Linked DNA regions of Homo sapiens: region 1 is linked to region 2. Evidence: chromatin loops called from intact Hi-C (ENCODE). Cell type or tissue: Calu3. All regions are shown on one strand.

Evidence for each region. A loop is a pair of places that touch in the nucleus more often than their neighbours do. Peaks named below come from ENCODE experiments on the same cell type or tissue, not always from the same donor. Only the 100,000 strongest peaks of a DNase experiment are listed, where the experiment ranks them.
Region 1: a loop joins it to region 2, with 3 times the contacts of the local background. A loop is called at or near these places in 2 of 110 quality-filtered maps.

What each region holds. Positions count from the first base shown.
Region 1 is chr2:138,243,259-138,245,758 of GRCh38, reverse strand. No RefSeq gene overlaps it. Among named protein-coding and RNA genes, the nearest start is that of LINC01832, 140 kb to the right of the region's middle. In Calu3, no CTCF peak of the experiment used is centred here; a DNase peak (open chromatin) is centred at 1,188.
Region 2 is chr2:138,372,981-138,375,480 of GRCh38, reverse strand. No RefSeq gene overlaps it. Among named protein-coding and RNA genes, the nearest start is that of SPOPL-DT, 130 kb to the left of the region's middle. In Calu3, a CTCF peak has its summit at 1,322 (motif pointing right); a DNase peak (open chromatin) is centred at 1,320.

The DNA of each region.
Region 1 (2,500 bases), 130 kb after region 2:
AAAAGATTCATTAGAAATGGCAGACAATTCACAATGAAAATAAAATAAACTTAATATAACATGCAAAACTTGTAAATGTTGAATGTTTGTTCTTATACTAATTTTAATGTTCTTTAAGAAAGTGATAGGAAACTATAGCTATAGCTAACAGAGCTAGCTAGCTGCTCCTGTGTGCTCTGTAATCTCCATCTTTTGTTTTCATTTTAGTATCTGCTGATTCACTTCTTTGTGTACTATGCTGTCCTCATACTAGGCTGTTTGTTACTTGGATACTAATTCTTTGTGTCAGAGCCCTTATGGTTATTTCAAACAGTCTCTAATGTGAATGTTCAAAGTCCACTTAAAAATAGAGTATTCTTATAAGGATTTGCCATCTCCAATGTTCTGCAAAGTGCCTACTGCTAATAGTTAGCATGACAGGTTGCTAAATTATGTTTCCACTAATGTGCCAGGGCACAGTAGATAAGAAATTCTAAAGTAAGGTGCTCAAGCAGAGTGAGCTAAAAAATCCAGAGAAACGGTTTCACATCTCTTGTAACCATCAGCCAATTTCAGAGGATAAAATATTTGGAGAGTGGCTATGGAAGGAAAATATTTAAGAGATTTATCTGGTGTAGAGCTGTTGGACTTAGCAAATAAAAATACAGGATGTCCAGTTGAAACCTCCTTTGCAAAAAATATGAGAGCAAGAGAAGTCTAGCATGTCTGACTCAATTTTGCTTCTAGCCTCATAGTCTGGCTGTCCTCGCTCATTCCTGGTTGTAGGCTAAGCTAAGTACAGGAGAAATTTAGTTTATAGTTTAACTTTGAAGCAAGGATGATAATATCCCGCCCTAAAACTGACCCCTTCCTTGTTCTAAGAATGAAACTGCCTTTGTAAAACCACAAGATTAGGATTATGGGAGAGGCCTGAATTGTGCTAAGATATAGGCAAGGTTAAATGATTACCAGCCACTGTTTCCTAGCTTGCTTTTCTATAACCCCCACTTCTCAGGAGTTATGTGGCCTGAGGTCACAAGATTTGTGTCTTTGCCAATTGCTCCTACAGATAACACCACTTATCTATATGAGGTTCTACCATCTTAGGTAGAACTTAAGATTAGTCTTTTGAGATGTTTTTCAGACTTCTGCATTCAGGCAACTGACTGACTCCACTTGGGCCTGTGACTCATGAGTCAACTGGTCCTGTGGGCCCCACCCAGAGGCTGACTTGGGACATGAGGACTATTTTTCACATTCCTATGATTTCATCCCCAAATGATCAGCAGCACCCATTCCCCAGCCCCCTGCCTACCACATTATCCATAAAAACCCTAGCCTCTGAGTTCTAAGGGAGGCTAATTTGAGTAATAAATAAATCCACTTTCCTAACCCTGTGTTAATTAAACACTTTCTCTACTGCAATACTGCCATGTTTCAGTATATTGATTTTATCCATGCATCAGGCAAGAAGAACCTGTTGGGTGATTACACAGTTACATTGAATTTCAGATTATGGTACAGAAAGAAGTATATTTAGTGTTTGTCTCTGGTTCCTACCACAGAGTTCCTAAAATTCTTGGATTTTCTTGAGTGATTGGAATGTTTTTTGTTATTCTAAAAAAGTCTCTTTTGATCACATTTTAGTTTGTCTAAAAATGTAATGGAGGTAGAGTCTCTAGCCTCAAGACGGGGCTGGTCACCAGGAAGATAAAGTGATTAGAAGGCTGAAACTTTGAATCCCACCCCTGGACCTCCTGGAAGTTGGGGGGAGAAGGATGATTAAATGCTATAAAAACTTTTGAGTTGCTGAGTTTTGGGGTTGGTGAACACATCCAGATGCTCTGAGGATTGCAAACCCGGAAAGTATGGAAGCTCTGTGCACCTCCCAGCTCGCCCAGTACCTTGCCCCATGCCTCTCTTTCATTTCGCTGTTCCTGAGATGTATCCTTTATAATAAGCTAGTAAAAGTAAGTATTAAATTAAGCTTAGCCTAAAGCTGCCTCCTTGCAAATTTTAAGTTTGGCCCAAAGGTTTCTCCATATGTCATGAACTGTAACCTAACTGATATGTAAACATTCTGTAACCTACTCCTGTGACAATCACTGAGCTTCAGCTAATCAAGAGTGGGTGACTGTTCAAACTAGGCTCAAATAAAGCATATACCAAGCTGTAACCAATCTAGCTGTTTCTGTAACTCACTTTTGTTTTCTGTATGTCACTTTCTTTTTTCTGTCCATAAATCCTCTCCTATCATGCAACAGCAGCAGAGTCTCTCTGAACCTATTCTTGGTCAAAGGCTGCTTGATTTGCAGATTTTTCTTTTCTCAGTTAAACATTGTGAAATTTAATTTGTCTAAGGTTTCTCTTTTAACATAAGTCAACTGTTTTCCTGAGTTCTTTCTTGCAAATTATTGAACCTGAGGAGGTGGCAATAGGAACCTCTAATTTATAGTCATTCAGTCAGAAGTACAGAAAACCTGGGACTTGCGGCTGGTTTCTGAAGTGGGGGCAGCCTTGT
Region 2 (2,500 bases):
ACCCAATGGTTAGGGGAGGGTTCAAAAGATTTTAATTCATGCCAATTTTTATCGTGTAAAAGGAGATGGGGAGACTTCCAGGACTGATTTGAAAAGAGTTGAAACATAATCTGAAGAATTTTTAGCTTTTGTTAAATTTAATAAGTGAATAATAATTTTGCAAGGCATAAGGTGTCCATGTTTATTAGAGCTGAAGACATTCTGGGACCTAAGATCCTCCTTCAAATCTAGAGTCTATGTATATATTACTTTTATATTTAAACATATGCAATACAAATATACCTTGGTTGGTACTCATATATATATATATATATATTTTTTGTAATATTCACCACTAAAAATTTTGTTTCTAGTCGATAAAATAGACTTCGGTATGTCAATATTTCATGGTACTCCACATTGTGTGCGATTTCCATGCAACTTATCACCTGTGTTTGAGTTGGCTTCTGTGAGTTTTCACATGATTTACCTTGGATATTGGGGTGTCATCCTGAATTTTGGGCTGGAAAGTGACTGTGGCTTAATTTCCTTATCTATAAAATGGGAATGATAATCATGCCTCCTTTATAGGGCTGTTACGAGAATTAAAGAAGGCATTGCTTATAAACTCCTTGTTACAGTGTCTAGCCATAGTAAGCATTCATTAGAGTTTAGCTATCATTAATATCTGAAGTGGTCATGGGATTATTTTGCTGGTCCTGTAGAAGAGCTATACATCCTTGGTGACATTCCTCTCTTTCAAATGGAGGGAACAACGGTGAAATATTATTGGCCTATTAACTGTAAGCATTTATTTTTGTGGATCAATTGGCATAATACTCATTAATCTATGTCACAACTGTAAAATACTCTACACACATAATATGTTGGAGTTGCAAAGTTAACAACTACTCACACCTAGAAAAAATTATCATTGTTATTTTATACACCTATTATTTTAATACCAGCTGTCAAGTTTTATTTTATGCTTTTTACTGTTTTATTCTTCTTGGTTTATTTATTTTTTATTTATTGAAATGTTTAGGGTACAAGTACAATTTTGTTACATACATAAATTGTATAATAATCAAATCAGGGCTTTTAGAATATAGATTTATTTTCAATAAAAAGCTTTTCTAACCTTGAATTTAAGATACCACTTTCTATAATTTCTTTCATGTCTGACAAGCATAGGTGTTAGTGTGGTATTTTAGTGTAGTTCAGGTTATATAGTCAATTCAGTAAAGCATCTCAGAGTTCTAAAATCATCCTTTGGGTGGCAAGCCTTGGCCAGAATGTCAGTCTAATTCTGCAATGGTTTTCCAGTTATCTTTTTTCTCTTCAGAGCCAGCAGAGGGAGCACCAGTCTCTCCCTATCTAAACAATCATAATGGCTTTTAAACATATGGTGGGCCTTTCATAATTAAATTTTTAAAAAGAGATGGAGTTTAAATGAAGATATAAAACTCAAAGTATGAATGCGCATTAATTACCTTAATAATGCTGCCAAGTTTAAACTGATTCAAAATGAAAATGCTCAAGACTACAGGTCATATGGAATGAAACTGGGAGTTATCAGGTAACTTTAACACAACCTAATTTAGAAAATACTGTCAGAAGTAGAAGAGAGTAGAAGGCTAAGAATGCCTGAAATTATTTAATAAATTTTTTTTGAGTTCTTGCTATGTTTCAGATCATGAGCTAAATTATGGCATTATAAAGATGAACCAGAGTTAGTCTGGGGAGGTAGGCAGGAAAAGGTTAGGAAAAGCCACTTGAAGAAAATAATGCCTAGTTTCTAAATAAGAGTTCTAAATAAAATGTTTGTTGAATGAATGAATGCTAATAATATGTGTATTAATAATACAAAATTATCATTTTATATGACGCTTGAAAGTTATGGTGCTTCTACATACATTACTCATTTAATTACACCTAGGACAGGTTTAAGGTCTCAGAGATGGTAAATTGCATATGTAGGTCACTAATTACAAATCAGTGAGCTTTATAGTCACTGTATCTGGTGTGTACAATTTGTCTTTTTAAAATAAAAAATATCTGCTTGCAAATAGATTCTTAGAAAATGAACATATTTCTTTAGTAATACACAATAATCTCTTTTAAACGTTATTTTTTTTCAGTTAGTGGAAAATAATTTAAAACTATTAAGTACCCATGTTTGAAAAATCAAGAAGGTTTGCCAGTGGAAATAGATCTAAATATAAAGCAAGAGTCTAGGCAAGAGTTTCCTTGATGAGATCATTAGACAAGTCTTAGTTGAAGGAAGTACAGGGTTATACTATTCAGAAGATTTCATATATTAAGGAGAAATGATCCAAGAAATTTTACTAGTGGGTCTGATAGAATGTCTAGGATAATATGTCATGTATATCTGTGCTCAAAATTTCTTTGAATTTGTCAGATTAGGCAACTCACCTAATATTCAGAACTAAATTTTGGATCAGAAAAAAAGTTATCCAAATTAACTTTGAATTCATTCAACTTTGTAGATAAACTTTAG